Linked DNA regions of Mus musculus: region 2 is linked to region 1. Evidence: chromatin loops called from intact Hi-C (ENCODE). Cell type or tissue: left cerebral cortex. All regions are shown on one strand. Links, peaks and the distances in the headings refer to the core of each region. The heading gives the core; the rest is flanking DNA. Region 1 has its middle 43 kb from the start of Gm36736. Region 2 has its middle 100 kb from the start of Gm36736.

Region 1 (16,104 bases), core at 5,232-13,231:
TCTCGTTCTTCAATGGCAGTGAATGCTCTGTGGCCCAGGCCATATATCTGGACACCCTACTTCACACATACATCAAAGCATTTCAGGCAAATACCATTAATATGGCCAAATACAGCCTCATAGTTTTTCTAAATCTTACTCAGTTGGTGACACACTGTCCTGGTCACATTGGTGATGAACCTGGGGTCTTGGATGTCTTTTTCCTGACTCTCTTGAGACAATATCTCACTGTGTATCACAGACTGGCCTGCATCTTGGAATCCTCTGCCTCAGCCTCCATTACATCTGTTCTTTTCCCTCTCTCTGAGTCTTCATCTCCATGTCCATTGGCTAATTAAAAAGCTATTGAATGTGGACTTGAATCCATATTTACCATCACTCCACCCCCACCCTGTCTTCATTTTAGTCTCTGTGGGGACATGCTTGTGACTCTTGCCAACAGATATTTTTAGCTCTACTTGCTTGTTTGTTTTTGTCATCTTGGTTTTTTTTTAATATTTCCTTTATTTTTAAGATTTTTCACCTCAATAAATTGTTTTGATCTCTGTAAAAGATTCTGTCAGCAAATACCTTAATTATTTTTAAGGGTGTTCTTATTATATTCTGAAATCCTATATTATATTCTGAATATCCATCCCAGAACTACAATCTGAAGTACTCCTTTTTGTAATAGATGAGAAATTTTGTTATGAGACTGTAGTGAATCTGAATTGCCCTATAAACTCATATTTGAGTGCTTGGTCATCAAAGAGAAGCACTATTAGGAGGTGTGGCCTTGTTGGAGTAGGTGTGGCCTTGTTGGAGTAGGTGTGGCCTTGTTGGAGTAGGTGTGGCCTTGTTGGAGGTGGTGTGCCCTTGTTGGAGGAAGTGTGTTACTGGTGGTTTTGAGGTTTCACATGCTTAAGCCAGGCCCAAGGTCTCTCTCTCTTCCTGCTGATACTTAAGACCATGCTTCCTCCCTTCTTCTTCTCTTCCTCTTCTTTTTTGCTTTACTGACAATCTGGGTGAAGAACTCTCAGCTACATCCCAGCGCCATGTCTTCTGTGTGCCACCATGCTTTCTGCCATGATGACAATGAACTGTAAGCCAGCCCCAATGAAATGTTTTCCCATGTAAGTTGCTGTGGTCATGGTGTCTCCTCACAGCAATTAAAAATCACAACTAAGACAGATTTTTCCCTTTGCAAGGGTTTGTGAGTTTGACTCCGTCACTAAAATAATTATTTTTAAAAAGCATTTGTGTGTGTGTGTGTGTGTGTGTGTGTGTGTGTGTGTGTGTGTGATAGTAAGTTTTATATGCATTCTAAATATTGGAGAGTGACTGCCTTTATTCTATTTATGTCAGACTAATGTTCAAGCTTTCTTCTTGTTGAGTATAGAGCTTTATGTGTGTGTGTACACAGGATGGGTGCATATATATGTGTGTATGTGTATGCAGGTGCATTTATCTGTGCATGTGAGGCTGGGTGTCTTTATCACTCTCCGTCTTCTTCTCTTCTATGTAGTGTCTCTCACAGAACCTGGAACTTGGTATTTCATCTTGATGGGCTGGACAATAAACTTCAAGAATCTGTCTATCTCTATCTGGTGTTCTGGGGTTACAGACCCCTGCCGCCATGTCTGGCTTTATGCAGTGTTGGGATCTGAAATCAATTCCTCATGGTTACACAGACAGTACTCACCATTATGTGTCTGAGGATTTACCTTTGATTAATTTTATTTTTCTGACATGTGTCTTCAAGTAACTTATTCAGCTTTTTGCATGTTTAAAACAATCTGTCTGGTGAATTTCTCCAAATGACAACTTGACTGTATATATAGAACTTTTGGTCAGCACTCCAATTTAGTGCTATTGTAGAAACCACTTAGTGGTATAGGGCACAGTATGAGGCCAACACCATAGTTTCCCTGGAATATGAGTAGGAATTAGCTTTTCTCACACAGATATTTCTCTGTGTGAATGTTAGTTACTTAAAGAAAATCATGTCTTCATTTTTCAATTGTTATCTTTATTTATATCTAAACAATTTCATCTCTTAAGCCATAGTCTGCTTTTCTTCTTCTGAGATTTCTACAGTTTGCCTTTGGTTTGTGTTATTTGACCATATTCTTTTTTCTGAGTTTGGTAGGAGAGGGGATTGGATATCCACATTCATTTCCTGGTCTCTGGTTCTTTTTCTTGTATTTGCCCTGCCTTCTACTGGCTGCTTTTAAAGTAGCTTCCAAATTGCTTATTGGCTTTTACCTTGCACAATCCCTCCTGTTCTTCACTTAATTTATAAATATGATGCTCGTTCTAGTTTCATAGGTGAAAGAGGTGCATTGTGGAGAAGAAAAAGGTGACATTTAAAACAAGCTTCCTCCTTCTTCTTCTTCCTCCCCCTCTCCATCCCCTCCTCTCTCCCCTCCTCCTCTTCTCCCTTCTCCTCCTCCTCCTCTTTGTCCTCCTTCTTTCCCTCCTCCCCTCCCCTTCCTCCTTTTCCTCCTCCTTCTCCCCCTCCTTCTTCCTCCTTTTCCTCCTCCTCCTTCCCTTCCCTCTTCTCCCCCCTCCCCATCCTCCTTCTCCCCTAACTCCTTTCCCTCCCCCCCTCCTCCTAGTCTTTTCTGCTTGGCAATGATTTAATTTCTCTTGACAGTTTACTTTGTAGGCTCCCTTTCGTTGGAGTTCAGAGTAGATATGTAGGTTTCATGTGCTTCTCATATCAGTGGGGGACCTTTATAAAAAGGAACTTTAGTATCACGTTTAAGGAGAAAAGGGATGAAATTAAAAGACTACCAGTCAAGGCCACTTTGGGGAAATCCAGAAGCTGGTGAGGGTGGTGTAGAGGAAGGGGAAGAAGAGGAACCTTAAGCATAATGGAAGGAGTGGAGTCTCAGAGGTTGTCATAGACATTGGAAACAAATCCCAAGATCTGACAGGGACTCAGAAGCACCTTGTGGGTAACAGAAATGAGGAAGGCATATGTTCTTCCAAGCTGTAGAAACTTCTCACTAAACACAGATCTGCAAGGGAAAGATTTCACTCTGTCCTTCACCAGCTGAAAGTTGATGTGGCCAAGAAGTCCTGATTCTGATTTAAAAGCCAACCCATCTAGCCTACAATTCCAGTGCTGGGGAGGCTGAGAGACAGGAGGTGCTGAGTTCAAGGTTAAATGGGGTCACATAGTGAGGCTGTCATATTAAATATGGCAGTCCTCAGTCCTGTGTGCTTTAAGTATGTGCTCAGTCACACTATTCTAGACCATTCTGGGTTGCTGGGGTTTCCAGTACAAGTCTTTGTTTTCTTGAGCATGGTATGAGCACTTTGTAGGACACTAACAGATGCTAATCCAAGCACTTGCATCCTGAGAGAAGGTGGAGATGTCAGGAGATGCTTCCAGAAGAGGCAAGGAGTCCTCTGAAAGATGATGGTTCCCTGTGCGACAAGTGGAAGTGAGTGGGGGTGTGAAAGCGCATTGCAGGCGAAGGGTATGCGCCAGCCAATTCCACAGTGGCTGGATCTCACGTAAGCGCCCAACGTTCTTGAGAGCACAGAGGCCCTGAAGTGGTGTTTTGAAGGACGGAACCGGAAGACAAGGATGACTCAGGAAAGCTGCCTTTTGGAAGAGTTAACTCTGGAAGCAGATTCTCTTCCACCCGGGGGCGAGGGTGATAGGAGGAAGGTGGAGAAAGATCCCCCAGGAGGCGAGACTGACGCTGGCTGTGGCGGATGTTGAAGTGTATGGTGGTATTTTTTTTTCCTTTGTGAAAACCAACCCGTTTTTTAGGGCGCTTTATCAGTGTCGGTAGGGGAGGGGTTCGTGAATCGGAAGTTGATGGTTATGTTGCTCTGCTGAGCTGCCCTTCCTTAGTGGATATGGAGGAATGGTGTCACCCTACCTGGTTGATTTGGATTTGATTACAGTCAAAGGAAGCTCATGCTTCCAGGCTTTTGTGTGTCTCTGCAGGTCTCTAGGAAGAAGCCCAGAGCCCAGCCTTTTCTCCTTTCCTGCATGGATCCCAAACTCCTTGGGCTTGAGGAAGCAGACTGGAGAGGGAGATGGATGGTGTTGCTCTCAGCTTCTTCCCATCACACCATCATGCCCTCCACATGCTTTCTTCCTTTGGAGAAAGCATGCCAGACTCAGAGAAACAATAAGCTGCTTTTGTCTATACTCCATAGCGCAGACGTCCCTTGATGTCCCTGTTTTGTCAGTTGTATTTCATCTGTACCTTTTGAGTGGAGGAATGAGAGAGCTGTGTGTGCACATCAAGAATGATGGACACGCACAACAGTCCAATGTTAATCCAGTAACTGCACAATATCCAGCAACTGTGTGTGCGCACATGCGTGGGCATGGTTGAGTGTGTGTGTGACACATGTGTTGTATGTGTGTGTTGAAGCATACTCTCTCCAACCACAGAGTATTTGCACAGCTCAAACAGTACATCAGAGTCTGCCTGTTTCACCTTTGCTGGATATCTTCGGACATCTGGACTCTTCTTACATGGAAATATGCTGCATTTTGGGTTTGTACTTAGTTCCAGGAGATCTCTGAGGAATAGAATTTCCTTTCTCATCAATGCCTGGTGAGGTCATGAAGGGTTAATTTAAAGTGGCCTGACCCCCCTGCTGGGGAGCCTTGCCTTTTGGATACAGCTGATTACTGGCTCTGGGAGATATCTGAGCTCATTTCAAGGTAAATCAGAGAAGAGTTTTCAAAATAACGTTCGTTCATCTTCGGGTGGCTCTTCTTGAGAGAAAGGAAGGCTGGGCCATTGCTTACTCAGGATTAATAGATTGCGTATAATGAAAAAAGGGAGAGGGGCTGTTTGGGGGCTGGAGAGATGGCTCAGCAGTTAAGGATTTCTGTCCTTTCAGTTCACTTTCTAGCACCGTGAACTGCGTGTATCTCCAACTCTAGTGGAACTGATATTTCCTTACACACACACACACACAAACACACACACACACACACACACACACACACACACACACCCCTAAAAAACTCTTGGGATCCGTTCTGTTGTGAGTTTATTTTTAAACTTTTTGGGTTATTTTTATCCTACAGTTAAGACTTGTTATCACTAGAAAATCTAATAAATTAATAAATTTGAAAATCAATCATTTCTAAATGAAAGAAATTAAATTGAAATTACTGTGAGTGACTGGCTGGAGGGGTCAAGTGGGTGGCAGAACAAAGCCAGCCAGGTCAGGGATGCAGCAGACAGGGTGTGTTCTTGTGTGACCAGGAGGCTGCTGCTCTCTGGTTGCACTTAAGCTACACTTAATTGACTTAGCGTGGTGTGTGGAAATGTGGTCCCAATGTCCTTTATTCCAGATTTTTCAAAGAAGCTGAAAGTAAGTTTATTTACGTGAAATTAGTTTTCAGTTAAATTCAAAATACCAATTCAAGGCAAACAAGACACAGTTGACAGCCCATCAGTCTGGGTGCAGATTGTGAAATGGAGAAATTACTCACATCTACTCGGAACCTTGACGAAGAGGGGGACCAGAGTCCTTCAAGTCAGGGCTTTGTCTCCACACTTAATGAGAGGAGACTTGTATTTTTAGAACTCTGCTCTTTAATAATTGTGTAAGCAAAGTGTGGAAATGTAATCTATATCCAATCCATCAACCCAGCAGAGGGTAATCACCAAGGAAACCACCAGCTGAGCTACCAGGGTTGACAACCAGTTTTTACCTGTCACTCTCTTGGCTCCACATGGCATCTAGGGAAATCTGTCACATAAGGCCATGTAGGTTGCATACTGGTCATTTGTAGGAGGGCTCCATGTACTTTGTAGATTATATGAGTAGCGCCCTCTGGCTTGTGCAGTGTAACCACGGGAGCCTAGTGGAGAAGGGATGCTCTGTATTGGGAAATGGACAGTGGTATGCATATTTGGATGAACTTTACTGAGTCTGAATATGTTCATGTGTAACTTCTCTAATGGAGCTCCTTGACAGGAGGAAAATTGCCTTGTCCATCCTATTTCCCTAGTAACGAGCACATATTCGAACCATGAAAATGTTTTGCTGCATAAAATATCTAGCATTCTGGAAATTGGAGATTGGTTGAACACATCAGCCTTAGGGGTAGAGATTCATAGTCATTTGACTTCTTGATAACAGGCACTGGGATAACAGGATTTCTGGGAGAACCTAGTGGCCAGAGAGGAGATGAAGTCAGACAGGAGAGCATTAATCTGCTTTCTGTTGATATAGCAGAGTACCAGAGGCTGAGTGAGTTGTAGAGTTTATTTTGGTTCAGGGGTCTCTGATTCTGCTGAGAGCTTGGTCTGGGTCACAGAGGCTAGAAGAAAGAGCACATACATGCAAGAGACAAGCACCAGGAACCAGGCTCACTGGTAGCAACCCACTCTTGGGGTAACTGAAGGCCACTCAAGAGGAGTGAGTGGTTGTATGTTCATATGTGTAAATGTGTGTGTGTGTGTGTGTGTGTGTGTGTGTGTGTGTGCACCAGAGAACAATCTTCAGTTATCCCTCTTGTTTTTTTCAGTCTCTCATTGTCTTGGAACTTGCCAAACTTATCTGGCTACATAATGAGCCTCAGAGCTTTGTTTGACATCTCAGTATTCCTAGTTCTGGGATTACAGGTACATATTACCATGTCTGGCAAAATTCTTAGTTCTTACCTAGGAAAGGGAAATGCCCCACTATGCTACAGGGCAATGTAAGATGTTGTGGTGGTTTGAGTAAGAATGTCCTCCATAGGCTCACAAATCGAATGTTTAGTCACCAGAGGGAGGCACTGTTTGAAAGGATTAAAAGAATTAAGAGGTATGACCTTGTTGGAGTAGGGGTCACCTTGCTGGAGGAAGTGTGTGACTGAAGGTAGGGGTGGGGAATCAAATTCATGTCTTCATGTTTGCAAGGTGAGCATTTTCCTGACCGAACCATCACCACAGTCCATCAAATTCTCTTAGTGATGTTGTCATCTCCTAAGACTCACACAGTCTCTCTCAATGTTGTTACTGGAAACTGATGGTCAAATCTCATTGTTATCTTGACTGTACTTAGGCTCACACAGGAGACTGGTAGGTGCACTGCTCAGGGTGCCTGTGAGGTGTTTTCAGAAATCTCTAAGGTGGGGATCCCTCAGGCACCATTTCATGGTCTTAATGGATCAAAAGAGGAAAATGGAAAAAGCCAGCTGATGCCTGCCATTCTCTCTCTCTCTGCTTCTTGGCTCCATGATATGAACCCATTTGTTCTACCATGACATCCCCGCCCTGGGGATCCCTCTAGAACCAAAAGAAATCTTTCCTCTCCTATGTCATTTCTGCTGGGCATTTTGTTACAGTGTTGTAAATTCTGGCTATCAAAGGACCAATCTTGAATGTCCTCTTTGGAGGTGACAAACCATATTCAATTCATATGACTGAAGGGTTCAAAATGTGGGACTAGAGCAAGGAAAGGCAAGGCCTCACCCTGCAATCTCTTTGTTGGCATAAGAAATATCTGGTATACAAATAAATGAAGAAATTAGTGGACAGTGTGTAGTGCAAAGCCCTACATAGACTTCATATAGAGTGTGGACTGAATTAAGGACATTGTCTTCAGGAGAGGCAATTGGAGAATTTGATGATTTTGGTAAGAGTAGTAGCAGTCTCAGTAGAGTTCATGTATGCTGAACAGGTGAGAATTAGCTTAGCTTTCTCCTCCAGGAAGCTCGTTGGCTGTCCTCGTTCCTTTTATACTCCCAACCCCCAAGTTGATGCTCTGTTCAGTCCTGTGACAACACTCCATGTTCATTAATTAACAAAATATTTCAGTGTTACACATGTCTGCAATTTCTCTGTATCCTTCATAAATCAATGATCTTTGTAAGCCCCAAGACTTTCAGCCCTTCCTTGTATGCCACAGCATTGTGAGCACTGGCATACACAATAGTGTCAACAGACATTTTTTTGAACAGTTGTAATTTACGAAAAAGAGAGAAACCAACTTTCATACCATATGATCAATGTAGAATTGAGAAATGTAGGAGCCTAAATGTGTGTGTAGCAGATGGAAAAACTGATTATTCCTGGGAGGGGAGTTGTTAAGATTTCACAAGAAAATTCACGAGGAGTCATAGTATCAGGCAGAATCCTGGAAACTCAACACCCAGCTAGACTTCAGTCTTAGTCAGTGTTCCATTGCTGTGAAGTGACACCACAGCCAAGGCAACTCTTATAGAGGAAGCATTTAACTGGGAGCTTGATTACAGTTTCAAATGCTTAGCTCATTATCATCATTCATGGTGGGAGCATGGCAAGGCACTGGAGCAGTAGTTGAGAAATAACATCCTGATTCATATAGGCAGAGAGAGAGAAAGAGAGAGAGAGAGAGAGAGAGAGAGAGAGAGAGAGAGAGAGAGAGAGAGAGAAAGAGAGAGCAAAGAATTAGATAGAAAAGTTTTCATTCTCTTATATGTTTTACTCTTGGCTATGGGAAGGGTGTGTGTGTGTGTGTGTGTGTCTGTCTGTCTGTCTGTCTGTCTGTGTTTCAAGGTAGAAGAGAACTGTATCATAAGTGTAGATTCACAAATATTCACAAGCCTAGGCTTGTCATGAGCTTTTGAAACCTCAAAGCCCACCCCAGTGACACACATCCTCCAGCAAGGTTACCCTACTCCAACAAGGTCATACCTCCTAATCCTCCTAATCCTTTCAAACAGTGCCTCTCCCTGGTGACTAAACATTCAAGTATGGAGCCTATGGGGGTCATTCTTATTCAAACCACCACAACATCTTACCTTGCCCTGTAGCACATAGTGAGGCAATTCCCTTTACTGGTTAAGAGTTAAGAATTTGAGACTTTGTTAGCAAGCAGGAGCTCTTGAAGTTGGTAAGGACAATGAGGGAGGTTTGTTAAGTTTGACCCTGAATAAAATTAAAATGGAGGGCAGAACACCAATGGGACTTCCAACTATGCAGAGAAACACTTATCAGTCACAGAGAAAATGTTCACAATATATTACTAAATGAGAAGCAGGCACCAAAAGTGGTAGGAACCATGTTTATTTCTAAGACAAATGTGTTTTTCTTTTTCTTCCTTAAAAATGAGTTTTTTTCCCTAGGAATAAAAGCATGTACAGAGGATGAAAAAATCCACCAGGGTATTTACTGAAATGTTTACCTGGCAAGCACTTTTTTTTTAAACAGCCGACTCTTTAGTGGCATGTACTTTCATCTTTCCTAGATGTTCTGTGTTGGGAATTATTACTCAAGGAGCAACAAAACACAATAAAAATAATTCACCATGAACGATTCCTCTATGAAGTCTGTGAATAACGTGGAAAATGATGGCGATGTTTGTTAAGTGAAGAAAGTAGACCCTGGAATTCCTTATGTGAGGGAGGCTGCAGTGTTCGTGGTGGAGTACTGGTGTGGGCAGTCAGGAAGGTGGCCACCACCCCTCACCGTGGACCAGGGGTGATTTGAATTGAAGAAATTACACTTTAAAAATTAATAAAATGTTGTTACATCTGGTTCTTAACGAGCTTTAAATACTATTTATCTTTATATTTTGTGTTCAGTGTTTTGCCTGCATGGGTATATGTACCATGTGTGCACCTGGTGCCTGCAGAGGTCAGAAGGAGCACAGGTTCCCATGTCTTGGCATTACAGATAGTTGTAAGCGATTGATGGGTATTGAAACTGGGACCTCAAAAAGAGCATCTTTTAGCGCTTAGCTACTGAGACACCACTCCAGAACACCAGCATATCTTTATATTGAAAATAATTAGTAAGCATGATAACCCACAAGGTTGTCAGACATTACGGAGATGGGGAAATAAGACTATGCATGATCTTTAAGGTTTAACTTTGAAACATCCTAGCATTTTGTCTTGTTATTTCCTGACTAGCCCTGTGTGTTTAACAATAAATTTCCTAAAACATAAAGTCGTGAGGGAGTAGGGCATGAGTCACTCCTGTGACTCCCCCACAGTTCTCTATTGCCTTAGAATAAAGTCCAACCCCCTCAGCAGATCTGTAAGGTCTTTGAAGACCTGGATTTGTCTGTGTCTGTTCCCTTCTGCTCCACCCCATCCTCCAGCATCTCTGTCACTTAGCTCTTGTCCCACTCCACTCTTTCCTAGACTTCTGCATGCAGTGGATGTGTGTGGACCCTTCTTCCTCCTCTCCCATTTGCCTTAAAAACTCCTACACAGCTGAAATGCCACTTCCTTCCAATCCGCTCTGCTGTCTTTCTTAGTCACTGGTATTTATGTGTGTATGTGTGTCCTTTCAGTGTATGGTGCCTCTTCTCAGAGCAGACACATGACACGGTGGCCATTTCTTGTTTGGCTGCCCACATTACCCATTAAAGGATAGTGGCATCTTGCTCACCATGGTGCTCTCAGTGCTTGGCACTCAGACAGCTTTGCAGGCTGAACACAAGAATGTATGGCCTGAGAGACAGAGCTCATGATACACAGCAGATAAAAAGGTTCTGTGTCTAAAGACGGAGGAAAGAAAAGTTCAGAGAAGCAGTCTGGGCTGAAATCTCGGCATATTTCATGTTACTACAACAGAATTCAACAGACTGAGTACTTTACAAAGAAATGTGTTTCTTATAATTCTTGAGGGTAGGACCAAGAAGTCCAAGGTTAAGGGGTCTGAATTTGATGAGGGCCCTCCTGCTGTACCATTCTCACTGTAGATGGCATCACAGCCAACAGAAATGGAGCACAAACAGCTCAGGCCACTCTTGACTGTAAAGACACCAACCCTATCCCGAGGGCCCCATTCTCAAGATTTCTTCTAGTTCCAGGTTCTCCAATGCTCCACTTATAAATCCCAACAACCTATGAATTAAAATATAGAAGGTTAACATGCTAATACGTGGACTTTTTGAGCTAGGAACAAGAACGCAGCGTCAGGCAGGTAGATTCCCACAGCAATGATGCTCCATCAGCTCTTGAACTCTTGTTCAAGTGCTCACTAGGGACTTGCAGGTCAACACTACGCCAGACTTCATCCTACACATCCGAGAGGCTCATCAGTGAGAAAACAAGTGACAGCAAAGAACAGTGAGAGTGTTGAAACGGGAACACTTATTCATTACTGCTGGGAGTGTGACCTGACAAGGCCACCACGCAAATCAGTACAGAGGTCCTCCCAAAATCTAAAAGCAGAACTTTCACATGCCCCAGCCACAGACCACCACACAAATCAGTACAGAGGTCCTCCCAAAATCTAAAAGCAGAACTTTCACATGCCCCAGCCACACCACGGCGTGGTGTGCCCAGCAGGCACTAAGGTAGCATATCAGAGAGAGACCCACACAGCTGTGTTTACTACAGCTCCACTCGAATTAATCAATGCACAGAACCAGCCTTGATACCCATCAGCAGGTGAATGGATAAAGAAAATGTAGTACTCACACAAAGGAGTTTTATTCATCCATAAAGAAAAATAAAATGATGTCAATTATGGGGAAATGGATGGAGCTGGAGATCATTTTGCTAAGAAAAATAAGTCAGATGCAGACAAACACTGTGTGTTTTCGCTTACCTGTGGAATCCTGGAGGGGAAAAACAGAAGTAAAGGTGGAACTCCTGAAAGTGTGGCAGGAGGAAAAAGACGGGTGATCAGAGGGGGAGATGGATGGTTGCCTAGGATCAAAGCACATTGAACACATTGCCAGAGCATGGTGAAGTCCCCTGTTTGTACAATGACTGGTGAAGAAAGAGGACACCTTGCAAGGATGCCTTCACAGGCAAAGGCCAGCAGGCAGGACACTGCAGTGTCAAGAGCAACACAGAGCCTCAGGTGAGCAGATGTATGGGATGAGTGTACGGAGGAGGTGGTGACATAGGAAAAGCTATAGGTCCAGATTGCCAAAGCTATTTTATTCTCTTGCTGTTCTTGTTTTTGAGACAAGATCTCATGTAGCCCAGGTTGGCTCTGAGTTTTCTATGAAGCCAAAGATGGTATTGAACTTCTAATCCTCCTGCTTCAATTTCTGGGGATTATAAGTATGTACCATCACACCCAATTTATGCAGTAATAGGGATTGAACCCAGAGCTTCATGTCTGCTAGGCAAGCACTTTACCAATTGAGCTACAGGCCTAGCCCATCGATTGGCTTTAAGGTGGATATTTAATAAGCACCTCACAATTAAGGAGCAATGGTAGTGAATTGGGTCATTGTCTTTGTAACAGCCATGACTCTAGTGTGCACACACGTGTGCGCGTGCACACACACACACACACACACACACACTCTGTCTATGTTGTAGGAATCTCTGCAGCGGGCCTGCCGGTAGCTCCGGGCTTCTTCATTGAAGTGGTATTATGGGAAATAAGCTTCTGAACGGTGTTGACAGGCAGCATCACTTGGGAGACCAAACGTTTATGTTTTGCCCGAGCTCTTTAAAAAATTTATAGCAAGATCAGCATTATCATGCCAATAAAGGGAATCAGGAAAAACCTGAACAAAGGAAGAAATGTGATTTTGTTTTGTTTTGTTTTGCTTTTTTCCTCAAGTATAGGAGGACATGGTGAACCCGTGTTATAGCCTTGCCGGAAGAGAAGAACCTCTCCTATTTTCTATGACATTTTTAAAAAAACTCTTTGATGGTTTCATACCTGTGTGTATGCAAAGGACTTGGGTCATCCTCACACCTCTCCCCTAATTTCGTTCCCAACAAGCCCTCCCCCCATTTCCACACCGTTCTGTTGTTTTGCTTTGTTTCGTAATCTACCAGGTTTAATAGCCATGGGGTTATTTACTGGAGCCTGGGCAACTTTCCATTTGCTGTACCACTGAAGAAACCTCCTTCCCCAGCAACCATTAGCTGCTAATGGCTCCTCAAGGAGGGCTGGGGCTTGTCAGTCCTCCACCCCCTTCTATGATGGCACATTGACAGGCTCCATCTTCTTCAGGTCTTGTGCAAGTAACCGTAGCTGTGATGAGCTGAGTGTCATGGCCATGCCGTGTCCAGATGAGAGCATCTCACCGCGCTCCTTCCCATCTGCTCGCTCTTTCATTCCTTCTGTTCTCTATTGAGATGGTCCCTTGGGCCTTCCAGGGTGGGATGTGTTAACAGAGGCCCCATTTCACACTTGCATTAAGTGGTCACTATTCTCTGTATTTTGACCAGTTATGAGTCTCTGCAATAGCTCTTGCCCACTAACACCAGAAGCTTCTCTGACCAAGGCTGAGAACAGCACCAATCTAAATGTTTTGAAGGCTTGTTTATATCATGTCTCTTCAGGAAAATGAGAGTAGTATGTTTCTTCCTAGGGCTTATGACTTTCTCAGGCATGGGTATTTGACCAGGTTTATAATACCAGACATGTCTCCTGTGGAGGGAGTCTCTAATCCAATAAAAAAGTAGCTGTATACCATAATAGTTACGTCACTCATGCACCCGTGGGAACATCTCACCTGGCAGGTTGGTGTTGTAGCTCACACGGTTCACAGCTGGATAAGACTGTTGATGGCCTTGCTCCCAACTGACTGGCGAAGTGCTCTCTAACCCTATAAAAGCAATGAGTGCAGAGGAAGCTCCAAGCTCAGTTACTTCTTACATGTTTTAATGAAAGTAATCCATATTCCTTGTTTTTAACAATGGAGAGAAATAAAGAGAGGATATAGCATACAATAACTGTTCGTGAAACCCAGTGTTCTTGCCCTACTCCTTCCAACCCTTGAGTCTCATCCTAAAAGGTGACTGATCATAACTCTTTTGAATGTTTCTTCAAGTAGCCATTCTTCAATACTCATAACAGACAGCATTGATATCTATCTATCTATCTATCTATCTATCATCTATCTATCTATCATCTATCTTCTATCTATCATGAATATTATGTGTTGGCCAACAGCTGGTAGACCCCATCATCTCTTCTTTCCTCTGTGATTATCTTTTGTTGGCATATGTGCTTATTCTTGCACCTTATGAAAACTTTGGGCATTAATTTCAAATTTGATACCCATTTAAATGTGAGCCCCAGAAGGCTGTAGGATGAGATAGGAAAGCCACAAAACCTTGGGCGCTCTTTGTGACTTTTGTTTTTGAGATGGGAGTTCTCTCTTTGTACCACAGTTTGGCCTCATATTCTTGATTTTTCTGCCTCAGCTTCCCAGATAGCTAAAATTACAGGTTGGTGCTACGACACCCAGTTCCCTTTAACTTCTTTTTTCCCCCCTGTTTACATCCCAAATACCAGCAGGTCCTTTTGGCTCTGCCTTTAATATACACCTAGAGTTGGATTAGTGTAAGCATTTTATTTTGCTGTTTTTTTATGTGTGTATCTCTCTCTCTCTCTCTCTCTCTCTCTCTCTCTCTCTGTATGTGTGTGTGTGTGTGTGTATGTGTGTGTGTGTGTGTGTGTGTGTGTGTAAGTCAGCCAGAAGTTGATATCTTCCTTTATTCTTTCCCCTTTATTTTCTGAAACCGGGTCTCCCACCGAATCGGTCTCACTGATCTGACTGCAGTAGCCACTCAGCGAGCCCCAGAAACCCTCCCATTCTCCGCCTTCCAAGTACTAGAATGACAGGAACACCACACCATGCTCAGATTTTACATGGGTTCTGGGAATTTGAACTCAGGTCCTTATCCTCATGTAGCAGGCATTTTATTGGCTGAACCATATTTGTAACCCCTTATTGTAATTACCTTCTTATTTGTGTGCTTGCTTCTTTGTAAAGGGACCCATTTAAAATCTAAGCAAGAGGCTGGGAGTTTGCTACTTCTATTCTCAAAACCCTGCTATGATCTTACCCTTAAAGTCAGAGCCAGCTTCCTGTCACATCTGTACTGAACCTGCTGTCCAGGTCTCACCTTCAACACTTTCCTCTCCTCTTACTCTGTCCCAGTGCGAGTACATTCCAACCTTGGGGATTAGGAGCCTTGATCTTTCCATGGTCACACTACACTCTTTCCTCTGCACTGGGAACAGCCTATGCCCTTTCCTGAGCTGCTCTGGTAGAGAATGGTAGAAGGGAGATGAGAAGACAAACGGGTGTCTGGAGAAGCTTGGCAGGTGGGGTGTTAAGAAGAGGCTAGACAGCAGGAAGTGTCTAACAATAAGCTGGCCCCAGGCATGGTGGCTGGTTAAAGCAGAAAGAGCGGCAGGAAAGGGGGAGGCTCAGAATCAAGAGAGAAAAGTTAATGTGAAGAGAACATCCCTAAGGAGGGAGAGGGCACAAGATCAAAAGCATGAGAGGATGAAACAAAATTAATTAACAAGTTCTTGCCTGAGAGCCATAATTTTCTCTGTGAAATAGAAGGCAGGGTTTCACCTGAGGGGGAGAGGGCTGACTTAGGGGGCAAGAGGAGGTAATGCTGTGGGTTTGAAGCTCATCAACTGCTGAGAGGAACAGGAGAGGGAGATGGCCAAGGGTGGATACAAAGCGTTCTCTGAATGCTGAGGGACCATGCAGAGCTGGAGACCTTGAATTTGCCATCTCCCCTACTGCCCCCGGCCCTGTACACAGGTACATGGCTTATATTTTCTCTTAGTAATGGCTGGCAGACCTTCTGTGTAATAATAATAATAATAATAATAACATTACAACAATCACACCTAACTTGTAGCAGACGCCTGCTCCTGTTTCCACTTCACAAGCCAGGAGACTAAGGTGCAATGGCGTCACATGGTCTGTTAGAAGTCAGTAGTGATGTTCTCCAGAGAGAGAACAGAACAACTGGAACACTCATTCATTTGTTCCTGTAATCATTCATTTATTCTAAGAACTGGCTCCTGTGAATTTTGAGACTGACAACTCCTAAGCTATACCGTCTCCAAGTTGAAGATCTGGGGTTGGAGGCTGATGGTGGATTACAGTGTTAATGCTGGCAAGCTTGGACCTCAGAAAGAGTTGATGCTTGAGCTTGAGTTTGAAAGCAGAGAAGTGCCAGCATCCCAGTTTAAAGGCTGCTGGGAAGAAGGAATCCCTCTGACTTTGGGAGGTTCAGCTTTTTTGTTATAGGCCTTCAAGTGATGGAATGGGGGCCACCCACATTAGGGAGGGCCATCTGTTTAACCCAGTCTACTCTTCCAAGTGTGGATTGCACCAAGAACATCTTTACTCAGAATAGTATGTGATCAAATATCTAAGTGCCTCGTGTTCCCATCAAGCTGAAATGTAAAGTTAACC
Region 2 (16,104 bases), core at 3,870-11,869, 61 kb before region 1:
CAGAAATCCACGCTGCCTTTGCTTTTGATCCCTCTCTTAGCTGCTGGGGTGACTGTTCCCATTGTAAGGCAGAGATCCCCACCTCTGCCTGCACTCTCTATTCATGCTTTAAATAATTAGATTCTAGAGTGATTGACCATGGAAGATCGGTTCTCAGTCACTCCTGCACACATTAAAATATTCGTGAGTACATGAAAGAAAAATGTTACTGTGCTGGGGACATTGATCAGAAGGGAGATGCTTATGTTGCTGTGTTAATTGGGTTTCTGCAACAAGATGTGGAACTGGGTGGGGGCTATCTGATGAGACAGAGGCTGTGACAGCAACTTCTGGGAGCTACTCAGGGTGGCTTCAAGGCCTGAGTGTGGCCTTCTGGGGCAAGGAGGGAGGTGCTAGGGGCCCAGGGAACTCTTGCAGTCCAAACTTCTTACCAGAGAGCAGTGTAGAGGGCACCATCTCTCAGATTGTCCACGATTTTAATGAATGTCATGTTTGAGGTAATGACCTGTGTCTGGACTTTCAGAAAGGCCTGGAAACTCTTGCGCACATTACGTTTTATCTCCCATACTGCAGCTCCCAGCATCCGACATTACCATTGATATCATCTATGGAGGACTCTTTCCCAGGTTCTTTATTAAGGTTTAATTAAATTTTATGTGTTATCAATTAGGATTAATCTACATTTAGTCTGAATTAGAGGGAGCCAATTATAAATAACACCACTTCTCATTTATTCCTGAATACAGAATGAAGGGTTTTAAACTTCCCTTGGAAAAAAAAAAAAGAAAGAAAAAGGAAACCCAAATCACCCTTCTGCTGATCCAAATACAGACTTTCAGAAGAGCTTTGTGTCCTGGAGACCAAAAGTTCTACTAAGATCAAATGAAAAGACTAGAATTCCTACGGGAGAGTGTCAGAGACCAGAACTGGGGCAGACAGGGAAAGGTGAGGTTAGGCAAACAGACTTTCAAGCCTCAAGGCTTCACCTGGAACATCGGCAGAGAAAGGAACAGAGAGAGTTCTCCGGGATTGTTACATCTCTGTTTGGGGAAGAGGCCAGACCAGCCCGTGCTCTGTGGTCCTGGCCACTGCTCTTGTTTTATCTCCAGCCTTCTTCTTTCTGGGCACAGGTGGGATTGAACCCCTGCCCTCTTCCTGCTGAATGCACACAGGGCCTTGTTCGTCTAATGAACTGCAGGAGCAAGCAGCAGTCAAAACAGCATCACCCAAAGAGCAACGGCACCAAACGCTGGTGAGGATGAAGCCAGAGGAACCCTGGTGGAGACTTTTGCTTCACAGAGATTAACATATTAGACAGACTTTCCTTAAGCACGTCTGGAGTCCTTGTTTCCCACCTGCTGGCAGTATTTGAGGGAGAGGGTGCTGTGGAAGGAGGTAGGGCCCGAACTGACAGAGCCTTTGAAGGCTCCAGTCCTGCCTTAGTCCTCTGCCACATTGACAGTCAGTGCTGCAGAGGTTGGCTGCCATCGACTGAGCAAAAGTCTATGCCTTCCCACTGTGACAGACTCCAACCCTCAGAGACCACAAGCTAAAATTAACCTTGCTTCCTTAAGGCACTTCTGTCGGATACTTTAATCACTGAGAAACAAGAGTCTCCACCATGGTTCCTCTTGCTTCATCCTCACCAGCATTTGGGTTGCTTTCTTGATGATGCTGTTCTGTCTACTGCTTCCTCTTGCAGTTCCTTAGACAAACAAGCCCCTGTGTGCACTCAAGGTAGGAAGAGAAGAGTTACAAATAGAGATACCCAAATATTCATGTTTATTATGGTATTATTCCTAAGAACCAATATATGGGCTCAACCAAGGCATCCACAAGTGGATGGATGGGCAAAGAAAGTATAGCGTGTAGTGGCAATGGATATTAGCCAGTCATAAAGAACAAGGAAATTACATCACTGCAAAGTGGGTGGATCTGTGTTATGTGAAATAAGCCAGACTTAGAATGACAGTTGTCACACTTATTCTCATATGAGGAATCTGAGGAGAAAAAAAATAAAAAAGATATGAAAGGGGAAGGGTGGGGCAGAGGGGACAAGGATGAAGCGTGAATATGACGGGCAAACATTGGACATGTTGAGAAGGGTCTCCCACTGGCTGGCCAGCAAGCCCCCAGCATATTTCTGTGACTGCCTTCCCAGCGAGCTCTAGGGAGATGCTTTACACGGGTGCTCAGTATCCTCACTCTATGCAGCATTTTACCCACAGAACCATCTTCCCAGAACTTATGCTAACGAGATTTACAATTTAAAAAATACCGTGCAGTTTGGTGTGCTTCCATCTTCTTGCTGTGTGAGCCTGCAGCCCAGCTCAGGCAGAGCTCTCATTATTCCAAGATGAGCAGCCATGGTCTGATTTGTTCTGCTGGCTGTGTAGGGCACAGGGAAACAAACATTGGCTAAGTGGTTGAGATGCTGAGTTGCATGTATTTATTTATTTATTTATTTATTTATTTATTTATTTTGTTGTGACTTCAGCGCAACATGCCTCATTCTGCCCAGCAGAACCTTGGATGTATGAGCTCAACTGTCTTCTAAGCCCTGGTACCTGACTTACGGACAAAGATAATGAAGAAATATCCAAAGAGTTTCTTTCCATGTATAGCACAAAAGGTGCCCATGATAAACATTAGCAAAGATTGTTGGTGGTCTTAGATGTCTTTATATCGTGCAAAAAAGTGATGGCGCTTCGAATCTGCTGACAGTGTGTTCAAAGTTTGGTTAATCTCTTAGCACCTCAATATCAAACAGATTCCTGTCTATTTAGAATACAAATCTCTATACCATGTATCATGGAGTCCCCTCTGTTAAAGAGTTTACAAAAGTTTTAAAATGTAGAAGCTCTTAATGCCCCCTTTCCCTTGAAGCCCTGTTTATTAATCCTAGGACACATGGCTAATGGAAGACACAAACCAACCTTATGACAGTTACACGGAGAGCTAGCCTGGCTTCTGGCACACCTGTGGGCTCAGGATTTTTATTTTTATTTGTTTAAAGCAAACACCACCAGGTGTGACTTGTGGTTTATAATACCAACCTGTGCATATTTCTTGGTAGAGCTTCCCCTGAGTGTGCCCAGCCAATGTACAGCACGGAAGCCACATAACTGCAGAGACTCATCTTCTTTCTGGTGACCCATACACTAGACATGTGCTATGAGCTCTTTCCATTGGACTGGCATATGCTATTTTGCCAGGAAATCTCTGCAGGTATCCATGTTATGGGAAACCCAAAGGTTACAATAAGCAAAGTTCAAGTGTTACCTGCACCGGGAACTAACAGGAGAATGACACTCTAGTCAGGAAGTTTTGGGTCATGGGCAACAGGAAATTTATTAGATCTTATAACTTGGAAACTCAATAGTCAAACCTTCAGAATATAGCTGATTCTAGGTATTTAAGCGATATTATTAGCTCTTTCTCTCACCCCATCTGGCTTGCTTCTTTATATTAATTTTATTGGTTTTTATGCATATAGTGACGAAATGGCACCCTTGTGCTCTTTTTTTTCTTTTCTCTCTCATACCAATGATACCAGGAAAACTACTAACCCTGTAGTAGGCCATTTTAAGGAAACCCTTGGAGGGCTCCAAGGCTAAGCTTTCAATCTACGAGACCTAAAAATGAAAAAAAAAAAAATTCAATAAAGAGATAGACAAAGGAAAGGAGCAGGCAATTCCAGACAAGGAAATGCAAATAGCCGATGCGCTGACGATGTTATGCTCATTCTTATGGGAGGAAGAGGAATGTAAATCAAAACCATGGTGGGATCACACTGGAAATTCATTAATTTTGCCCAAATCAAAATGACTCATAATCGTGGCTGTGATCATTGAGAGAGAATGAAAAGTCTCCTCCTTTGCTGTGTGAATAGAAATTGTTTTAAACAGTCAAAGGAAAAAAAAATCTGGACAGAGCTACTGAAGTGCAAAATGTGTGCGCTCTTTGACCTCAGAAATGAGAATAAACATTCAGTAGAAACCCATCTATCATAAATATCTGCAATCTGCAAAATCCTTCAGACTTCTCCAGAAAATGGGGACTATTGAAGAAATTGTAGTATTTTTATATTCTAGAATCCTATGCAGTGATTGAGAAAATGTCAGATACGTGTATGTGGGACTATCTGTACTCTCCTGTTAAGTAAGTTTGTATACTACGATCCTAGTTTTAAAGAAGAGACTATTTTAGGTACAAAATCTTCCATGTGGGTTTTCATGGATGAATATATGCATGAACTCAGGAAAAACATTAAAATACAGCCACCAAATAGCTAGCGAGAGATCTTTGTATTTATTTTAAAATCAATTTTTGAAAGGTGTGTGTGTGTGCGTGTGTGTGTGTGAGAGAGAGAGAGAGAGAGAGAGAAAGAGAGAGAGAGAGAGAGAGAGAGAGAGAGAGAGAGAGAGAGAGAGAGAGAGAAAGAGAGAGTGTGTGTGTGCAGGCACCTATAGAGGCCAGAGGTATCAGATCCCCTGGAGGTGGTGTTGCAGGTGGTTGTGAGTTCCCTGACATTTTGATAGGAGTCTAACTCTGTCTTCTGGAAGACCAGTATATGCTCTTGACTGCAGCACCATCTCCCAGTATTAGCTGCTTTGAAGGCAAGGGGGGCAGTTAGATTAACAACACAAACAGTGCTAATGTGGTTTGAAAGAAACATTTATTAATATATATGTATAATATATACATACTTATGTATATATATATGAGAAATTTTAACTGTTTTATTGTGAAAAAATGGAAGGTTACAGATGGATGTGTTAGATTTTTTTTCCGTTTTTTTTTTGTTTGTTTGTTTCCCTCCACATTTCTTTTTTAATTAATTTTTTTTAATTAGGTATTTTCTTCATTTACATTTCCAATGCTATCCCAAAAGCCCCCCAGATCCTCCCCCCCACTCCCCTACCCACCCACTCCCACTTCTTGGCCCTGGCGTTCCCCTGTACTGAGGCATATAAAGTTTGCAAGTTCAATGGGCCTCTCTTTCCAGTGATGGCCGACTAGGCCATCTTCTGATACATATGCAGCTAGAGACACGAGCTCCGGGGGTACTGGTTAGTTCATAATGTTGTTCCACCTATAGGGTTGCAGACCCCTTTAGCTCCTTGGGTACTTTCTCTAGCTCCTCCATTGGGGGCCTTGTGTTCCATCCAATAGCTGACTGTGAGCATCCACTTCTGTGTTTGCCAGGCCCCGACATAGCCTCACAAGAGACAGCTATATCAGGGAAAATATATTAATTTATGTGTCTTGTGCATGGGGATGGGCGAGTATATACCTATGCCCACACTATGCCACACATCTACTCTATGGGTCTCGGGGATTGAACTCAGTTTATTAGGCTTAGCAGCAACTGCCTTAACCTGCTGAGTCACCTCATGGCTCTGACACCTTAAAATCTGCAGTTGACATATTGGGATGTGCGTTTCTTATCAAGGTGTGTGTCATAGTGACTTGGTGCTACCAGCTACGGGCCAGTTTTAGCTGTGATGCTTGGGCGAGATGGAATGGCCTTGATCGTATTGGATACAGTGATGCTCTGGGGAGGTGCGTTTTCAGTGTAAGCAGTGGTATATACTATGTTTGTTCTTGGTCGTCTTCTTAATGATAGTGGAAGGATTTGGCCCTGATTCCTAAGAGATCTTTGCTCTTCATTACAATGGAGTCTTGTGGGTTCGGTTGGTTGAATGAGGATATCTGTCTTGGTTACTTTTCTGTAGCTGTACACTGCTTACAGTTCCAGAGATCACACAGCTCATCACAGCAGGGAGTGCATACTGCATAACAAGGCAGGTTGAGGCAGGTCTGCCAGTCAGGAAACAGAAGGATCATATTTCATCAGCAGACAAGAAGCAGACAGGGAGAACAGGAATTAGGGCCAGGCTATAAGCCCATCCTCAAAGTGATATGCTTCCCTCCAGCAAGGCTCCACCTCTTAAAGGTCTCATAACCCTCAAAAAGAGAAGCTGGAGACCAAGCGTTCAAATACAGGAACCTATGGGTGACGTTTCTCATTCAAACCACAGCTGTACCTATTGTTGAATCACAGTCTCTAAGAACAATACGTGGAGGCCTTGTGTGACACAGCTGGGGAGAAAACTGCCTCTTTTTCAGTTATTTTAGGTTATTATGTGAACTAAGGAGTCAGCACCATTGCTTGTGACCAATGTGTTATGTTTGCGTTTAACCCGATCTGTGTTCACTTAGTGAATGCTAACGGTACCACTAGCACCATGCCAGGCGCACCTTTGGTCTTGGGTGTGCTCATAGTCTGTGTCTCTCACGTCTATACTGAACAGTCATTACTATCCGGAAATGGGGTGAAGAGAACAATCTCCTAAGAAATTACCGAGTCTAAGGAGAAATAAAACATAGAGTCAAACACCATTTAGAGAATAATGGGAGCGTGAATAAAACATACGCGAACGTGTGGAACACAGCCAGGGCTCTCAAATTGCTGTTTATTGTTGCAAATAAAAAATAAATGAAGCTAGCTTTAAAATCAAGAAGTATGAAAATTAGTAAAAACTCTAAAAGGAATTCAGAATGATAAATCTTTAAGGATTGAAGCAGAAACCCACAGATTCTCCAGCAGAAGACTGTGAGAACTGTATCAGAGAGGTGCTTCTGGAAGAAGACTAGAGTTTAGATAAAAATCTCTGACAAACCGGCTCAAGAGAGGAAAAACAAAATTATCAATGTGAAGGCCCTTTTGGAGGCCTGTGAGAGATTAGAAACCCGAGATATTACCTCCCACAAGTCTCTGCAATGGCACAGATTTGTTTTGTGAAGTATGCATTACAAAAGTTAGATATAACAAAGGAACCAGCCTGAACAGAAAAAAAAAAAGAAATCGTATACACGCATATGCACATTCCAAATGTTAAGTCTCAAACAGCCTCTTTGCATAGAAATTTTTCTAATGCTTTCTTTAGATTTTCCAATAAAAGATTTTTTTTAATATTCCATTAATGGTTCCAGATTATAGAGAAGCATAGAAAACCCTTTAATTCATTTTATGAGGATAGCAGAGCCCTGAAATCCAATCTTGAAGAATATAGTGGAAAACGGGGAGAAGAGACAACCACGGCACTAGATGAAAACTATAAATAAAATAACAGCAAACAATTCGATAATGTGCTAATGGAATCGTTCACCATGACCAAGCGGGATTTGTCCTAGGAATGCAAAACCTTTTCTTCTGCAGATCATTTCATTTAAAAAGAAAGAAAATCAAATCTTTCATTCGGGTTCCGTCATCCTTTCTGAAGGACTCTTGGCTTCCATGTCTCCCTCCTCCCTTCTTCCTATCCTCTTCCAAAAACCAGAGATCACAACTTCTTTGCAGTTGATATTTATCCCCTCCTCAGCAGTTTATGATTTTCTGCTGTCCTTACAACTTTTTTATAAATTTCTACAACTATTTAGCCACACATGACTTTGTTTGTACTTAAAAAAAAATCTCATAACTGGCTGTATATAAAATATATAAAATGTGTCCCTCTGGAACTTGCTTTGCTCTCTCAGGATTATGATTCTGATACTCACCCTTGTTGACAAAAAGATCTGGTCCATTCATTGTATAAATACGACATGTTTATTTAATTATTTGTTTATAAAAATGTGTCTGCTTCGTTTCATTTATGTTGCTGTGATAAAATGCACTGACACAAAGCAATGTGGGGGGAGGGGAGAAGATAACTTGCTTTTCATTCCAGGTTACAGACCATCACTATGGGGATGTCACAGTGGCAGTAACAGAGAGCAAGAACGGATGCATCTGTGTTTGCTTGGTTGCTTGTACTAAGCCCAATTTCTCAACTCTCATATAGTTCAGAACCCTCTGTCTAGGGAATGGTGTTGCCCACAGTGGGCTAGGTGTTCCCACATCAACTAATTTAATTAAGATAGTTCCCTCATGGCATGGCCACAGGGCAAACCAATGTAAATTATCTCTCATTGAGACTCTCCTCTCAGGTGATCTGAGGATATGTCATGATGCCTGTTAGTGCTATCCACTGCGTATGTGAACATTGTTCTGGCAAGAACATTTGTGTTTACTTCAAATTAGTGTGTGAAGCCTTAACAGTGTGTTAGGGGGTGGGAGACTTTGGGACTTTTGTAGTCTAGATCTTGCCGATCCAAAAGCCTTTTATGTTAAAAACTTTCTTCCCAGATATTGGGAAGTGGTGGGTCTAGTTGAAGGAAGTTGGTCATTGGGAAAGTACCCCGAAGAGTATTTTGGGGCCTGTTTCTCTTCTTCCCAACTACCATGAGATGGGTGGATTTTCTATGCTAGATGCTGGCTGCCATGATGTTCTGCATTGCCATAGGCCCAAAGAAATGGGGTCAAACAAGTATGTTATCCATAATTGCTTTGAAAGCTTTGAAATTCCAAGCCAAAAAACTCTTTCCTCCTTAGGTACCTAACATAAAGCTAATGCAGGAAATAACTAAGTCATGGAGGCAGAGCTCTCATGAATGGGATTGATGCCTTTCCTTATCACAGAGCCTCCAACGCTCTCTCACCTCTGAGAGGAGGGACTCTGCAGCTGGAACAAGTTCCTCCCTAGAACCTGACTAAGCTAATGCTTGAATTCAGACTCCTAGCTCCTAGGCTTCCAGCCTCCTTCTGTTGTTTATAAGCCACCGAGTTTGCAGCATTTTGTTATAGCAGCGAGGACTAAGACAGAAATGTAGGCTGTTTCTTTTCTTAGAGACTGTTTTAACAATGCTAGAACAAATGTGTACACTTCCCCACCCACGTGTGTGAATGAGGCTGCAGCCGAAAGCCTCCTGTCAGCAGGCGGGGATATTTCTGCCTCCCACACCTTGCTAACTCTTGTGTGGGGCGGGCTTTAATTCCCATTTTAATTTGAATTTCCTTGATTACTAGTGAAGTGGAGATATTTCTTCTGTCTGTTGATTGGGTGGGTTTCCTTTCTCCTCAGTTGTCTGTTTATAGTCTTAACTTAATTTATAGTGCATTAAAACAATTCTCGTCACTTTGTGGGGTCTCTATATATCCTAAATGTTGTGCCAGAGTTGTCTTAGAACAGGAAATCTATTCATAAAATATTCCATATGGTTATGTCAATAGGTACCAAAAGGCGTTTAGTAGACCTGAGGTTCATTCCTGACACAAAATCCTCTAGAAATTTGAACTAAAGCATGACAAAATGTATCTTTTAACTCTAAGTATACTTCAGACTTGAAGAGGAAATAGCAGATACATTTTTACCATAGACAAAGATACTCCCTGCTGTGTGTAAAATTATAGTCCCCAAAATCCATATGGTAAAGTCCTAAACCTCAAGCACCCCAGAATGTGACTGGAGGTGGCCTTCTTAAAGAATCATCTCTCTTGTTCTTATAGGATGAGGAGATTCAGACACAAACACGTAGAAGGGAAGGTCACATGGAGAAACAGAAGAAGGTAGACATTTGTAAGCCAAGGAGAGAGGCCCCAAAGAATAGAATCCCACTCAACACCTTCATGGTGGGCTTCAGCCTCAGGAACCATGAGAAAATAAACTCTTGTTTAATCTCCCTGTAGCAATGTACTTAGTTATATTATAATGTTAGGATACTGTTGTTATATGTCATATGCATTAAATAATATATATGATCATATACATTATTACGTATTGTGAAAATGTTGACCATTGTCCAAGTCAGTGACGTTATGGCATAACAGAGAAGTGAGAGATCCAATTATCAGAAGGAAATAAATCAATAAGTAAATAAATCAATAAGAGAGAGTGTGGGGCTGAGGGAGATGGCTCAGTGGGTAAAAGCATGATGTGCCAAGTACTGTTGGGAGCCCAAAGGTCCCTGCACTTACAGATAAGCCCCAGGGAAACCAGGAATGTTAAACACTCAGCATTGCCTCTTCTATGGGAGAGATCTATAACTTAGTTTTCTACTCAGAGGGCCAGGAATGGAAGTGGAAGGGCCAGGCCATACCCAGCTCCCACAAGCAGGATGAGAGGTAGCTAATAGACTAGGCAACCTCTGTGTTATCTGCATGTCCAGGGCTCCCCCATACTCCTAGAAGCAGGATTGGAGGTAGCTGATAGTCCAGACGACTTCTATGCTATCTGTATGACTGAAACTACACCAGATCTCTCCCCAGGGTTTTTTTTTTTTTCATATTCAAATATTTGTATTTTAAACAATGAAGTCAAATTTATCAAAGAAATGTTAAGACATATGGACACCGCAGAGGGTTGCAAAACTCTTCCCAACACACCCCAGGCAACAATAAAAGCCTAAATCCTTTTTTCAGAATTGAAAAGCTCAGTGGTAGCGAGTTTGTAGACCTCATTGTTCTTCACCCTCCCCTCCCCTCCCCTCCCCTCCCCTCCCCTCCCCTCCCCTCCCCTCCCCTCCCCTCCCCTCCCCTCCCCTCCCCTCCCCTCCCCTCCCCTCCCCTCCCCTCCCCTCCCCTCCCCTCCCCTCCCCTCCCTTCTTTCTTTCTTTCTTTCTTTCTTTCTTTCTTTCTTTCTTTCTTTCTTTCTTTTTTTGTGAGTTCTCTTTACATTCTTTTTTAAAAATTAGATATTTTCTTTGTTTACATTTCAAATGTTATCCCCTTTCCTAGTTTCCCCCAGGTTTTTAAGATCGGACACATAGCCTAGCTCTGGAATCCACATTCATGGAAGAAGTGATGTGTACTTTGAGAAGAGTTTCAATGTAATTATGCTTCCTTGTGCACACAGGATCGTGTTACACCAGAAAAACGTTTTTGTTTTTCTCTCAAATTGTACTGTGTTTAAATATGCCTGAAATAAACTGTGCAGTGTCAGACTCTAGAAGTCTGAACCAGCACCACCTACTGAGTTGTGCTGAACTGGATCTCCTTCTTGCCTCACGTGAGTTGACACTTTGCTGGCCCTCATAATCACAGAGATGCTCCCCGCCCCCGCCCCAAGTATGACTCTCAAAACATTTAAAGGTGGAAGGAGGGAATGGACTGTACAAGTGTCCTCCATCTACACACTTACACTGTGGTCTGCCCTCCTCCACAAATCACACACATACAAACGTGTGTACACACACACACCCGCAAAACTAATAAACAAAAAATTAAAAAGAAAGAGTTCAAGCCGGGCGGTGGTGGCCACACCTTTAATTCCAGCGCTTGGGAGGCAGAGGCAGGTGGATCTCTATGAGTTTGAGGTCAGCCTGATCTACAGAGCAAGTTCCAGGACAGTTAAGGCTACACAGAGAGACCCTGTCTCAAAAAACAACCACTACCACAACAATGATGGATGACAACAACACCAACAACACCAACAACAACAGAGTTCATCACATAATTCATAAATACTGTGATTTCCTGTTAGGAATTATCAGGACCTCTGTGGGAATGTGAGAAAGCAGCTTGGCTAGGAGCCGAACACCTGCAAGTCAATAACTAAATAACTATTTTCAGTAACACCAACATTTAAAATAACCAGCTGTGTGCAACATGACAAGTGCATAAAGAAAACTATAAACACTTCCCGGGCAATAGAAATGGATTAAAATCCACAAAAAGATTGCTCAGTCATCTGCAATGGACCAGAAAGAATTTAGAGATTCAAATTATTCTAAAAATACCCCACGGACAACATGTGGTATTTACACTGTGAGTATCTTAATAAAATAACTCTATAGTTCAGTTAGTATACGTTGAGAAAAGTGGACATGCAAGATATGGTTTATATCTTACACAGTTTATTGTGAAACTTGAGTAGTCAAAACAGCATGGCATGGCTCTGGAGTTCATCACCAGGTAAGTGGGCCAAGGACTGTTCGTTGGAGAGACATGTTTGTTCCAGCACACCAATGTGCTAAAGGAATGGCTCCACCCAAGCTTAGGCTGGTGAACCAGTGAGCTTATAGGGTTTTGCTATAGGAGTGTGGGCAAGGGGTTACTTATAGTAGTGGCCCTCAAACTGCTTTATTACCAAAAAGTCCAACCCAGATGGATGGTGACTTCCCTATACTGTATAGATGGGGTCCCTTCTATCTTTGGGGTCTTGTAGCACCCCAGAGAATACAGGCAGCTGTGGAGAGGGAGCACTGGAATGAGGGGTTAGAGTCTCAGGGGAAAGGGTCTCGTGACCTTTACCAGCCACCCATTTTATGAAGAAACAACAAACAGGCTCAAACTTGGGAGTTTCCTGTGGGGAGTCATGGTGATCCTGGTTAAGATGGTGATGGCAACTGTGCTCAGGGGACAGCATGTCACAATTTCCTTACTCGGCTTTATTATGCCAACCAGCAAAAGTGCTGAGTGGAAAATAACGATAGAAATGTAATGGTGTAAATACAGCAGAGGGGGTGTTTGAATTTAATGGTTGGCCAGGGAGAGGAAGGCATCCACTGTTTGTGACATTTGTGCCTGTTGCAGTGGTTACAATTACCCTGGCTATCTGAAGAACTCAGATTCCTGTTGTGATAAGTGGCCAAGACAGATCAATTTAAAGGAGAAACTCCTTTATTTTGGCTGAAGGTTTCAGGGGCTTCAGTCCATGGCCACTTGGCCCTACTGTTTGGGGCCTGCTTCAGAGCAGAAAACAGTAGGGGGAATCTCATGCAAGAGCAGCATTGTTCACATCATGGTATCCAGGAGGCAGAGAGAGAAAGTGAAGGGGCTGGGGTACCAATATCCCCTTTGTGGGCAAGTTCCCAGTGACCTCATTGTCTTCCATAAGACTCCTGCCTCCTAAAGGCTTTACCATGTCCTATAGGGCCACAGGCTCTGACCAAGCCTTTATCCCATGGCCTTGGGGGTACATTGAAGCTCCGAACTGTAACGTGATCTCATCCTTAGTCTCCCTTCTCTTGGCTGTGTAGCGTTTCTGTAAGTTCTTTCCTGCTATAGAAAAGTCATGCGGTAGAAATCATTCTTGAGGGATGTGGTGGGGGAAAGTCCTTGCTGCACAGGCATGAGGGCTTGAGTCCAGTCCTCCAGAAGCCGCGCAGAAAAGCTCAGTGTGGTGTCACATGCCTAAGTCCTAGATCTGGGAGGGCCAAGTGGAAGATTCCCAATGCTCGATGGCTAGGTCTGCTGGCTCCATGCTCTATGAGAAACCCTGTATCAAAAACTAAGATGGAGAGAAAGCAACTGAAGAAGATGCCCAACAGTGACCTTTGGCCTCTATCTACACACACACACACACACACACACACACACACACACACACTTTTATTAAAAAATGAAATTATACTTATGGTATATGTCATATAACTTGCATAGGTTAGGACTACATTTGGCTAGTAAAAAAAAAAAAAAAAAAAAAAAAAAAAAGCTGTCCATAGCTAACACTCAGATTTCTCAAGAAACCATGCCACAGCCATTAGAATACATGAGCAGGTTCCAACAAAGCTTCATTTACAAGAACAGTGATGCCTGAGACTTGGTCTGTAGACTGTGGTTGTTGGAGTTCTGTTTCAGAACGTGGTCTTGTGGTAGAGACCAGTCTCTACTGCTTCCCTGCAGAATGTTAGAATCACTTCCTGGGGATTCCATTTCCTCTTATCTAAAGTGGAATAATGATGGTATGTGTCATGATGCTGTGTATAGCCAGGGCTGGAGAAATGGCTTTGTTGTTAGCCTCCCTGTTACGATGATTATTTCCAGTGAGGGACAGCGGCTCCTAGGAAGGTCACCCTAGGACAAACTTAATTCCCACTCTCCTGGCTTAAAAATAAAATCAGAACACCGATTGCACTTAACACTTCTGTCATCAGGCACGAGTCTAACACTGCCAACTCCCTGTAACATCTGCTGGCAGGTCTGTGGATATACTTCACATTGAATCTGAATTCCTGAAGGATCCGTGCTCATTTTTGTGCCTTCAAATTGGAGATTGAACTTGAGAACTTCACAGTACTGAGACAGGTTGGGACTTTATGGCTGTTTGGGAGGGTAAGTCATTGTCCTCATAAATAACAGTCTGACTTCTCAAGTGTCCCCTGCACAGCCAGCCCATCCTTCTGCACTTGGGCTAATTTCTTCCTTGCCGGAGAGTCATTTGTCCTTGGGTGTTCAGGAAGGGACATACATTTTCCTCTTACCCTTTCTGTTCTTCCAGAACATCCCCAAGTCCCTGCTCTGGGGATTACCTGTGTAGTGACATCGTTTGTCACTGTCAGAAGCCAACATGTGGTATCTGAAAAGCTGGCTTTTATTTGATCAAAGGGCCCCTGGCATTAAGATGTCCAAATTATTTTATTTGATTTTTTTTCCAGAGCCATAAGTCAGTGTCTGAGGTGTATCTTGTAGCCATCTCTTTACCTGAATCCCCACTGCTTTGATTGGGGCAGCTGTCGCTTGTTCCTGGTTGCTGCCAGGGCCTTCTAGTGGGCTTTCTGCTTCTGCTTAAGGGTCCTCATTAGTAACCCTCTATGTATTTCTCTACAGAGTGGCCACATTTTGTCTTAATGCAGCTCAGGTTGTTTTAAAACATCCCAATGTCTTCCACCACTCTTAGAAGAAAATCCAAGCTTCCTATAGCTGGTGATCCACGAAGCTCCCTCCCCAGTATCATCAAAGCCCTTGGTCCACACTACATCTCCACATGCAGTAGAAGATGCCCACTTAGAACTTTGTACCTGCTGTTCCTGCCCTCAACAACATCTGCTATGAATCTCTTCTTGCTGTTGTGACCATTGCTATAGGGTTAATGGTTCAAAATAGACTAAAATCAATGCCACGCCTTCTGGAGACTCTGAAGGTTCTGGACAGACTATAGATACTCTCACTCATATTCCAGAAACAGAGGCTACCTTCGTGTCTTGGTTCATAGAAGCATCTCTCGGACATCTGTCTCCATGGTCACATCTTCTCCACCCTTCTTTCCTTTTCTCCCTGTATAAGGACCTGTGGCTGAAACAGCCTAACCTATACAGTGCAGTATAACCACTTCACCTCCTGCCCTTACTGTTGTTGCATTTGTGTTTGAAGGCTCGTGAAATTATGAAATGGATACTTGGGAGAGGAGCAATATTTTAGGCATCACATTGCTTTTCTGGAAGTAGCCTATTCCTCCTTTATTGAAAATAGAATTGTTTATACAATATGCTCTGATTATTTTTTCCCTTTCTTGTGCTCCTCCCTGTTCTTCCCACTCCCCACCCCTCCCAAAATCAGGATCGACATCTTTTCTGTCTCTCACTAGAAAACAAACAAGCATCTAAAGAATTATAACTAAAATAACATACAACAAGATAAATAAAACACAAACAAATCAGAATAGGACAAAAATACCAAACAAGGAAAAGCCAAAGAAAAGGCACAAGAAATGCATATAGATGCAGAAGCACACACTTTCACACACACAGGAAATCCCATAAAAGCCCAAGGCCAGAGGCTATAATATATACACAAAGGATCTGTAAGGCAGAGATCGAACAAAACAAAACACCCCCAAAACTAACTGCCCTGACTAACATTATAAGTCAAAGAGCCTCAAAGAACCTCCAAGGATACCGTTGAGTTTGTTTTCTGTTGGCGGTCTACTGCTGGCATGGGACCTACCCTTAGAGTGGTTTGTTTCCCTAGTGAGACTCCCTTGGAGAAAACAAGATTCTCATTCGCACATGTATATCAATTGGAGGTGTCTTCTTGGTTAGGGATGGGGCATGTGCCCACTTCTCCTTTCAGCTCTAGTACGACACAGTACTAGCTCTGTGCATGCTGCCACAGTCTCCCTGAGTTCATATGTGCACCCATCCTGTTGTGTCTAGAAGGCTTTCACTTCTTGGTGTCTTTCATTTCCTTTAACTTTTACACTCTTTCCACTTCCTGCAAAATTCCCTGAACCCCGAGGGGAGGTTGAGTGCCCCAAGGTCTCACTCTCACTCTCTGCATATTGTCTGGCTTTGGGTCTCTGCACTTGTTCCCATTTGCTGCAGGAGGAAGCTTCTCTGATGCTGGTTGAGCAAGGCAGTGATCTGTGAGTACAACAGAATGTCATTAGGAGTCATTTTATTGCCACACTCCTTTAGCAGATGGGTAGCATTTGTTTTCTGTTCAGAAAGTCATCCCCTGTGCTGATGAGTTCAAAACTATCCCTCACTTTCTCGTCTATC

Evidence for each region. Peaks named below come from ENCODE experiments on the same cell type or tissue, not always from the same donor. Only the 100,000 strongest peaks of a DNase experiment are listed, where the experiment ranks them.
Region 2: a loop joins it to region 1, with 8 times the contacts of the local background. A loop is called at or near these places in 3 of 42 quality-filtered maps.

Annotation. Positions count from the first base shown.
Region 1 is chr7:121,286,364-121,302,467 of GRCm38, forward strand. No RefSeq gene overlaps it. Among named protein-coding and RNA genes, the nearest start is that of Gm36736, 43 kb to the right of the region's middle. In left cerebral cortex, for the core only: no CTCF peak of the experiment used is centred there; DNase peaks (open chromatin) are centred at 8,089 and 10,064; H3K27ac peaks cover 384 bases.
Region 2 is chr7:121,226,269-121,242,372 of GRCm38, forward strand. No RefSeq gene overlaps it. Among named protein-coding and RNA genes, the nearest start is that of Gm36736, 100 kb to the right of the region's middle. In left cerebral cortex, for the core only: no CTCF peak of the experiment used is centred there; DNase peaks (open chromatin) are centred at 8,746 and 10,820; H3K27ac peaks cover 361 bases.